Regions from separate parts of the Homo sapiens genome. Here region 1 is linked to region 2. The links are chromatin loops, found by intact Hi-C in ENCODE. Cell type or tissue: heart right ventricle. All regions are shown on one strand. Links, peaks and the distances in the headings refer to the core of each region. The heading gives the core; the rest is flanking DNA.

Region 1 (5,385 bases), core at 230-5,229, 50 kb before region 2:
GGCTGGCAGTAGCATTCTTCAGAACACTATGAATGTAACCCATTTAAAGATATAGAAGAGCCAATATATAGACAGAGAAAGAACAGGTGTGAGGAGGAGTCTAATGGACAAATCATTTGAGCTCTGAATCAGGGCATGCCTGCTCTCTGTATTTCTTCTGTATCTCCCATATATGAGAATCTCAAGAACTGACTTTAATATCTTTGGGTTCCTCTACATATTATGGAACTATTCCTAATAAAAACTATTAGTCCCTTAAACTTCCCTGCCAATCTGGAATGTTCCCTTTGGATTTTCCTTCTTAATTTACCAATTTCTGAATCCTAGATTAAGATTCTTACCCTTAGTATAATACCTTCCTTAAGCCTGCCACTAAATGCTTGTCTAAATGCTTGGGGGATTTCCTGTGAAATATTTTTCATTTGACTGAAGGAGTGGTTGGAATAGAAGACAAAATAGAAGAGAAAGAAAAGTTTGGGGTGGTAAGAGAAGGTCTTATTGAAAAGTAACAGTTGCCTCCCTCTCCCTCTCCCTCTCCATCTCCCTCTCCCTCTCCCTCTCCACGGTCTCCCTCTCCCTCTCCACGGTCTCCCTCTCCCTCTCCCTCTCCACGGTCTCCCTCTCCCTCTCTCTCCACGGTCTCCCTCTGATGCCCAGCCGAGGCTGGACTGTACTGCCGCCATCTCGGCTCACTGCAACCTCCCTGCCTGATTCTCCTGCCTCAGCCTGCCGAGTGCCTGGGATTACAGGCGCGCGCCGCCACGCCTGACTGGTTTCTGTATTTTTTGGTGGAGAAGGGGTTTCGCCGTGTTGGCCAGGCTGGTCTCCAGCTCCTGACCGCGAGTGACCTGCCCGCCTCGGCCTCCCGAGGTGCCGGGATTGCAGACGGAGTCTCGCTCACTCAGTGCTCAATGTTGCCCAGGCTGGAGTGCAGTGGCGTGATCTCGGCTGGCTACAACCTCCACCTCCCAGCCGCCTGCCTTGGCCTCCCAAAGTGCCGAGATTGCAGCCTCTGCCCGGCCGCCACCCCGTCTGGGAAGTGAGGAGCGTCTCTGCCTGGCCGCCCATCGTCTGGGATGTGAGGAGCCCCTCTGCCAGGCCGCCCAGTCTGAGATATGAAGAGCACCTCTGCCCGGCCGTGACCCCGTCTGGGAACTGAGGAGTGTCTCTGCCTGGCCGCCCATCGTCTGGGATGTGAGGAGCCCCTCTGCCCAGCTGCCCAGTCTGGGAAGTGAGGAGCGCCTCTTCCCGGCTGCCATCCCGTCTGGGAAGTGAGGAGCGTCTCTGCCCGGCCGCCCATCGTCTGAGATGTGGGGAGCGCCTCTGCCCGGCCGCAACCCCGTCTGGGAACTGAGGAGTGTCTCTGCCCAACCGCCACCCCGTCTGGGAGGTGAGGAGCATCTCTGCCTGGCCACCCTGTCTGAGAAGTGAGGAGCCCCTCCGCCCGGCAGCCGCCCCATCTGGGAAGTGAGGAGCCCCTCCGACCGGCAGCCGCCCTGTCCAGGAGGTGGGGGGCATCCCCCGCCCGGCCAGCCACCCCATCCGGGAGGGAGGTGGGGGGCATCCCCCGCCCGGCCAGCTGCCCCGTCCGGGAGGAAGGTGGGGGGCAGCCCACGCCCGGCCAGCTGCCCCATCCAGGAGGGAGGTGGGGGGTCAGCCCCCGCCCAGCCTGCCGCCCAGTCCGGGAGGGAGGTTGGGGGCAGCCCCCGCCCGGCAGCTGCCCCGTCCGGGAGGTGGGGGGCGCCTCTGCCCGGCTGCCCCGTCTGGGAAGTGAGGAGCCCCTCTGCCCGGCCGCCACTCCATCTGGGAGGTGTGCCCAACAGCTCATTGAGAACGGGCCATGATGATGATGGCGGTTTTGTCGAATAGAAAGGGGGGAAATGTGGGGAAAAGAAAGAGAAATCAGATTGTTGCGGTGTCTGTGTAGAAAGAAGTAGACATAGGAGACTCCATTTTGTTCTGTTCTAAGAAAAATTCTTCTGCCTTGGGATGCTGTTAATCTATAACCTTACCCCCAACCCCGTGCTCTCTGAAACATGTGCTGTGTCCACTCAGGGTTAAATGGATTAAGGGCGGTGCAAGATGTGCTTTGTTAAACAGATGCTTGAAGGCAGCATGCTGGTTAAGAGTCATCACCACTCCCTAATCTCAAGTACCCAGGGACACAAACACTGCGGAAGGCCGCAGGGTCCTCTGCCTAGGAAAACCAGAGACCCTTGTTCACATGTTTATCTGCTGACCTTCCCTCCACTATTGTCGTATGACCCTGCCAAATCCCTCTCTCCGAGAAACACCCAAGAATGATCAATAAATACTAAAAAAAAAAAAAAAAAAAAAAAGAAAAGTAACAGCTAAGAAAAAAAAAAAAAGAAAAGTTTGCAGAATGTGCAAAGAAAAAAAGAAAAGGAAGGGTCACAAAATTGTAGCACATTTGTTCTTGGATAATTATGTGCACATTTCATAGTGATGAACAGTATATCACGACAAAAATAACTGCATATAAAACATTTTAACAAAACAGGCACAGTGTTGCATACATACTGTAATTACAATATAAAATAATAGGTATTAAGAGTAACAGAGAAGAAAAAAATAACTTTGCTTTTAGTGTGGTAAAATTATAGGTGAGATTTTTTCTCTGCAAGTATTTACATTAATTTTACAGTTTAAATAAAATTTTTTTCCTCTATTTTCCCAATTTTCTACAATGTGTTCATGGTGTGTGTGGTGGGGGCTGAGAAGTGTGGGATGAGAGAAAAACATGTGGACCCAATAATCTCAGCTCCATTACTTCTGTATGGGATCTCGTCAAGATGCTAACATCTTTAGTCTTAATCTCACCTTCCGTAAAACGATGAAAAAACTGACAGGTTCCAATGCAAAAGCCTACTTTTTAAAATGTAAATTACATATCTTAAGTGTTGGCTTATTAAACTTCTAAGGCTATTCTTTACTTCCCCAAAGAACGTATCTGCTTCCATTTTCTTGATGCACATAAAACACTCATTCTACCACCACCAAGATTTTATTAGAGCCACATTTTTTTTTTCTGCTTCAAAAATGTCAGCAGGACAAATATATTGAATTCTGATTCCTTAAATTGGTCTCCTGTGTTGAGGAGACAATATAGAATAGTTGAGATATGGTGAACTGAAGCATGTATATTTGGCTAAAGAATAAAGCAACTATTTATCTCCAGAAAAAATGTATCAAGTCCCATTACAATAAAGAAACAAACTGTATACGTCTTAGAAATATACATTTTTAAAAATAAATCCACTCCTTGAGCCATGAATATGCAATCTCAGAGCTACATGAGATGTAATGGATCTTTCAGTTCTGTGGTTGATTAGAATTTAATTAGTTATTATGTCTTTGAGGTCTAATAGAAGGACATGTTCATTGAATACAGTTTGTTTTTGTTACCCAGCATTCATTTACTCTTCTTTTGCAAAAATCTCAGATTTTATTTGAAGAGTGGCATCTTTCCTCCACTCTCAATCTATATATTCTGTTGGAGTTGAGTCCATCTGTAGCTCTAAGGGGAGCTTAAGGAAATAAAATGCTGCATACTGCTAATAAGATTGTTTCAGGGATAGATATGTTGCTACGTCAAGCTAATCAGAGACAAAGGACTAAATTCTGGGATATATTTTAAGCTATCAGAAAAGCAGACTCACTCTTTTTTTTTTTCTGTTAGATAGGATTTAAAAAAGAGGTAACCCCAGAAGATACTAGAAGCAATATTAGAACCATGGGAAAACAAAATTCTAAGAAAATAGAGGCAAAATGGAGAAAAATACATGATTGGGAAGGAAATGATGAATTCTCATCATATCATTTGTGCCCCTATATCCAGCATTGTCAGAAACTAGTAACCTTGATTTTTCAAACATGGGATCCATTAAACATTTTTAACCTATGTTAAGCTAATTTGCATCTGGGTTTCTGTTAATGGAAACCAAAACACCAAGCTGTTACACAGAGGGAATGATTGGGGTGGAATGAGAAACATCTTTAGTCCTGAATATCATTATTTTAAGAAGGAAGAAAGGAAAAGAAAAGAGAAAGGAAGAAAGGAAGGGAAAGAAAGAAAGAAGAGAGAGAAAGAGAGAGAGAAAGAAAGAGAAAGAAAGGAGAGAGAGAGAGAAAGAAAGAGAGAAAGAGAGGAAGAGAGAGAGGAAGAGAGAAAGAGGAGAGAAAGAGAGGGAAGGAAGGAAGGAAGGAAAAAGAAAGAAAGCAACCCCGTGATAGCATGTGTCCGCACCCTCTAAGATGTTGAACGTTTCACTGAAGCATGGCTGGGCATAATGTCACCATGTCCCAGCACAATTTCTAGATGTTGCTCTTTTGAATAAACATCATCAGCACCTTCTCTTTTTACAGTGGAAAAAGAAATGTTATTTTGCTTTCATCCCTGTTGCCATATTCCCCTGCGGAACCACTTCAATTTAGTGGAGTAGAAAGGGACCCAGCGGTTTGCGTCTACTGTTATGAATGTGGTACTTGAAATGCCAGAGTCAATGACATGAGACGCAGGGCTTCATTACTTCTCAGCTCACCCAGACTCAGGCTTCCCAGGACCCAGAGATAGTTTGCTGCCAGAAAGATACGTTTGAATTTCAATGTGTCAAGTCTTTCTTCCTGTACTTTCTATGTTGCAAGCTGCAAATGGCTTTTAAAATCTTGAACATTGCAGTGACTCAGCTCTCTGCCTTTTACCTCTGCCTAGTACTAAATTGGATATATTTATTTCCAAGTTGCTATAATAAATAAAGAAATACGTAGTCTAGGGAAGAGCATGAGTCTACAATCACAAAACATCCAATACATAAGAACATTTCATCTAGACAGTTCACACTTTAGAGGAGGAAACATGGAGAAGGTGAGGCACAGAGCACTTGGACTGTGAAGGCCAGTTCTGAGGCTCGGTTCTATCTTTTCCTAAATGAGTACATTTGATGAAATGGCTGAACCTTTCTCCAGCCTCAGTGTCATCATAAAAGAGGAATGATAATAATGCCTCTTTCACAAAATTGTGATAATATTTCATTATTGAGAGCTATTATTAATCATAACCAGTTTGCAGTGAAGAATTAGGACTAAGAAAGGGAAAATTTACCCATTCATTCAAGAAATATTAAAGGTGTGCCATAACAAAGGAAGGAAGGAAGGAAGGAAGGAAGGAAAGAAAAAAAGGAGGGAGGGAGGGAGGGAGGGAGAAAGGGAGGGAGAGGAGGGAAAAAAGAAAGAAAAGAGAATAAAGAAAAGAAAAGAAAGAAAAGTAAACATATAGCATCTAGAGCCAACCCAGTCATACCAGAATACAAGTTTTTGCCCTAGCCTTTAATAACTTTATGACCTAGGGCTTTATTTGTTCTGCCT
Region 2 (5,385 bases), core at 89-5,088:
ATGCACAGCATAACCTGGCACACTGTAGACATTTGATCACCCATTAAAATTTAAGTTGATGGATATCCCAGTTACACTGACTTGATATTTACAAAAATATACATGTATCACTGATCACATGTACCCTGAAAATGTGTACCTCTATTATGTATCAATGAAAACAAATTTAACAAAATTTATTTTGAAGATGACACCTGGTGTGACAAATGCACACGTGATGAAGTTGATACGGATGCTGGAAGCTAACAGGAAAGTGGAGGAGATAGGGAGGGTAAGTCCTTCTGTAAAATTTCAGCTCTTCCCTTTTTCCACCACTGCTGCTGATGGGTCCTACAGTTCTGGACCTGGAGTTATTATCAGTGGCCCACACATATTTCAATGCCCCAAACCAATTAAGAGGCTATGTCTTCCTCCTTCAGTTCTAGATATCTGGCTCACAAACCCACTTCCGCATGGCCTGTCTAGGAACTGCCAGCATCTGTCAGTTCCCTCCTTGCCTTTTCCCCTCCCCTAATCTCCTATCTTGATACTCAATGGGATAGAAGTTTCACCAGTATCTTAACTCAGTGGGTATCTTTGCTTGGTTCATCTATATTTGTGTGTATCTTGAGAAAAGATAGCTTGAGGTCAGGATGTGGTGCTAGGGGCTGCTTTCCTTCCACATCATCATCACCACCCTAGATGTCTAGGCCCTTAGTGTCTCTTCCCAAAGTTTGTAATTATGTTTCTGTTGAAAGATAGTTGTTTGGCAGTCATGGTGGCTCACACCTGTAATCTCAGTAGTTTGGGAGGCTGGGTTGAGAGGACTGCTTGAGGCCAGGAGTTCAAACCCAGCCTGGGCAAAATAATGAGACCCCCGTCTCTACAAAAGAATAAAAATAAAATAGCCTGGTGTGGCATGTGACTGTAATCCTAGGTACCTGGAAGGCTGAGGCAGGAAAATTGCTTGAGCCCAGGAGTTCAAGGCTGCAGTGAGCTATGATGGTGCCACTGCACTCCAGCCTAGGCAACAGACTGAAAAAAAAGGAAGAAAGATAGTTGTCCATACAGCATAGTTATTGGTGTGTTTGTGTGTGTGTGAGAGAGGGGTGTTAAAAGATTAAGGTGCAAGTAGAAGTTTCCCTTGACAGTTGATCATAGACTTATTGCTAGCAATTACAAGTACTCCTCCAGAGCTCCTCAATCCAGATGAAATGTGCTGCATGCTACTGAAATAGAGATGGGATGGTCTTTAGTCCACACCTGTCCCTGTGCTGGTTGCAGGTGCTCCATCTCAGGCAAAACAGGGCAATCTCCTTTTGATGACACATCTCACTGTTCCTCCTTTCTCATTTTGCCCCAATCTATAGGATGTTATCTAGTCTCAGGCTGTGTGTATGTGTTGCGCCGGGGGTTGTGGGGTGAGGTACTGATTATGCATGTGTACATTTTATATATTTTTTTTCTAGTTCAGAATCACTTTATGACTTTCTCTGCTGTAAATGTAGTGTTGTTTAAAACAGGACAGGGCTTATGTCCAGGAGTGTATGCTGGGGGGGCACTGGTTCTGGGTCCAGAGAAGAAATTTGATGAGTTCCTAATTAAGTAAAAAATTAATATTTGTAAAGATTTTCCAGTCACATTACTTTTACTTGGACATCTTTAGTATATCCAATGAAATAATAATTAGCCTATAAATCATAAATATGTTCCAAGCAGGGCAGATGTTATTTAACAAATTTGTATAGCCAGTGGTGGCATGGAGCTGAGTCAGGAGCAGCAGCTGGGAAAAGCTAAATTATCTTGAAAATTTGAATAAATTTGATTTTGAAGTTTGTGAAGGAATCTGGGAGGGATGGTGTCTGGAAGAATCATGGAATAGAAAGAAACGAGAGGGGTAATAAGATAATATGAGGCCTGGATACCTTGTAGGATGAAGCAGCCATGAAAAATCCTCAATCAAGCAACAAAGGAACTCTTATAACCAAGAATATGTAATAAACAGTTTTGAGTGGTGAAATGGTTTGGCTGTGCCCCCATCCGAATCTCACCTTGAGTTGTAACAACCCCCATGTGTCAAAGGCAGGGCCAGGTGGAGATAATTGAATTATGGGAGTGGTTTCCCCATACTGTTCTTGTGGTAGTGAATAAGTCTCAAGAGATCTGATGGTTTTATAAATGGGAGTTCACCTGCACAAGCTCTCTCTTGCCTGCCACCATCTAAGACGTGCCTTTGATTCTGCTTTGCCCTCTGCCATGATTGTGAAGCCTTCCCAGCCATGTGGAACTGTGAGTCCCTTAAACCTCTGTACTCTATAAATTACCCAGTCTAGGGTATATCTTTATTAGCAGTGTGAGAACAGACTAATACAAGTAGTTTGAATTATTGTGATCTAAAATTCTTCTTAGCTCCCCAAATTTTGCACTAAATATTCTGCGTATAAAGAATATACATTCCTTGTAAGTTGTATTCCTAGATATTTTATTTTCTTTGTAGCAATTCTGAACGGAATTCACTCATTTTTTTGGCTCTCTGTTTGTCTAATACTGGCATATAGGAATGCTTGTGAGTTTTTCACATTGATTTTGCTTTCTGATATTTTGCTGAAGTTGCTTATCAGCTTAAGGAGTTTTGGGGCTGATGACAATGGGGTTTACTAAATATACAATCATGTCATCTGCAAACAGAGACAATTTGATTTCCTTTCTTCCTGTCTGAATACCCTTTCTTTCTTTCTCTTGTCTGATTGCCCTGGGCAGAATTTCCAATACTATGTTGAATGGGAAAGGTGAAAGAGGGCATCCTTGTCCTGTGTGGGCTTTCAAAGGGAATGCTTCCAGGTTTTGCCCATCCAGTATGATATTGGCTATGGGTTTGTCATAAATAGCTCTTATTATTTGGAGATATGTTCCATCAATGCCTAGTTTATTGAGTGTTTTAGCATGAAGGGGTGTTGAATTTTATTGAAGGCCTTTTCTGCATCTATCACTGCTCAAGGAAATAAGAGAGGACACAAACATATGGGAAAAAATTCCATGCTCATGTATAGGAAGAATCATTATCGTGAAAATGGCCATACTGCCCAAAGTAATTTACAGTTTCAATGCTATTCCCATCAAGCTACCATTGACTTTCTTCACAGAACTAGAAAAAAAACTTTAAATTTCATATGGAACCAAAAAAGAGCCCGTATAGCCAAGACAATCCCAAGCAAAAAGAACAAAACTGGAGGCATCACGTTACTTGACTTCAAACTACACTGCAAGGCTACATAACCAAAACAGCATGGTAATGGTACCAAAACAGATATACAGACCAATGAAATAGAGCAGAGGCCTCAGAAATAATGCCACATGTCTACAACCATCTGATCTTCAACAAACCTGACAAAAACAAGCAATAGGGAAAGGATTCCCTGTTTAATAAATGGTGCTGGGAAAATTGACTAGCCATATGCAGAAAACTGAAACTGGACCCCTTCCTTACACGTTTTACAAAAATTGACTCAAGATAGATTAAAGACTTAAACATAAAACCTAAAACCATAAAAACCCTAGAAGAAAACCTAGACAATACCATTTAGGACATAGACACGGGCAAAGATTTCATGACTAAAACACCAAAAGCAATTGCAACAAAACCCAAAATCGACAAGTGGGATCTAATTAAACTAAAGAGTTTCTGCACAGCAAAAGAAACTATCATCAGAGTGAACAAGCAACCTACAGAATGGGAGAAAATTTTTACACTCTATCCATCTGACAAAGGTCTAATATCCAGAATCTACAGGGAACTTAAATAAATTTACAAGAAAAAAACAAACAACCCCATCAAAATGTGGGTGAAGGGTATGAAGAGACACTTCTCAAAAGAAGACGTATATGTGGCCAAAAAACATGAAAAAAACCTCATCATCACTGGTCGTTAGAGAAATGCAAATCAAAACCACAATGAGTTACCATCTCATGGCAGTTAAAAAGGTGATCATTAAAAAGTCAGGAAACAACAGATAATGGAAAGGATGTGGAGAAATAGAAACACTTTTACACTGCTGGTGGGGGTGCAAATTAGCTCAACCATTGTGGAAGACAGTGTGGCGATTCCTCAAGGATCTAGAACCAGAAGTACCATTTGATCCAGCAATCCCTTTACTGTGTATCTACCCAGAGGATTATAAATTATTCTACTATAAAGACACAAGCACACTTATGTTTATTGCAGCACTATTCACAATAGCAAAGACTTGGAACCAACTCAAATGTCCATCAATGATAGACTGGATAAAGAAAATGTGGCAGATACACTCCATGGAACACTATGCAGCTATAAAAAAGAATGAGTTCGTGTCCTCTGCAGGGACATGGATGAAGCTGGAAACCATCATTCTCAGCAAACTAACACGGGAACAGAAAACCAAACACTGCATGTTCTCACTCATAAGTGGAAGTTGAACAATGAGAACACATGGACACAAGGAGGGGAACATCACATACTGGGGTTTGTCAGGGGTTAGGGGGCAAGGGGAAGGAGAGCATTAGGATAAATATCTAATGCATGCGGGGCCTAAAACCTAGATGACAGCTTGATGGGTGCAGCAAACCACCATGGCACATGTATACCTATGTAACAAACCTGCATGTTCTGCACATGTGTCCCATAACTTGAAGTATAATAATAATAAAAAAAGAGTATACATGAAATACGTGTAGTGTATGTGAATACATGTGTATGTATATATAAGGGAAAAAAATTCAAAGACAAATGTTAATTTGACTCAGCTCAGAGCAGTCTCTGGGTATGCGAATAATGCATGGGACACAGAGATGACTCATACATGTCTAAGCTATGTATTTAAGCCATAAACCTCCTCAGAAACTTGATGATATCTCATGAGATTTAGAATTCCAAAGGTGGCAAAATTTGGGACCTGAAACAATCTTATGAAGATCTCAAGCATCAGGAAAGCTCATTGAACATCCGGGTCTGAACAATTCCTGTAACCAAGATCAAATGCCTTGTCCTCTAAGGAGTCTTCTTCAAATACTACTTGATAAAAATTAATTACTTTTTGAAGCTCTTATATAACTTTGTGTATATAACTTGTTATAGATTTTTATGTTTGTGCCTGTCTCCCTAACTGATCCTCAGTGCTATACCTATTTGTTAGTATTTTTCAGAACTCATTCCTATGTTTTGTGCAATGAATTAAATGTTTCTATGATACTACCTTTCTCCTTGCTTCTTAATAAAAGGCTGCATCCTGTGCATTGGCTTAAGACTAGAAACAATAATAATAAATCCAGTCAGAAGCAGCAAGGAATGGAAGAAACTGTGAAAGCATGTGAAGAAATATCCAAAATCTGCAGAATAAAGTAAAAGACTAACCAAAAAATGTGAACCTCATA

What was found. Peaks named below come from ENCODE experiments on the same cell type or tissue, not always from the same donor. Only the 100,000 strongest peaks of a DNase experiment are listed, where the experiment ranks them.
Region 1: a loop joins it to region 2, with 9 times the contacts of the local background. A loop is called at or near these places in 3 of 110 quality-filtered maps.

The regions. Positions count from the first base shown.
Region 1 is chr9:118,674,286-118,679,670 of GRCh38, reverse strand. All of the region lies in intron 3 of LOC102724929 (a long non-coding RNA gene), which reads left to right. Among named protein-coding and RNA genes, the nearest start is that of LINC02578, 2.7 kb to the left of the region's middle. In heart right ventricle, for the core only: no CTCF peak of the experiment used is centred there; no DNase peak of the experiment used is centred there.
Region 2 is chr9:118,624,203-118,629,587 of GRCh38, reverse strand. No RefSeq gene overlaps it. Among named protein-coding and RNA genes, the nearest start is that of LINC02578, 53 kb to the left of the region's middle. In heart right ventricle, for the core only: no CTCF peak of the experiment used is centred there; no DNase peak of the experiment used is centred there.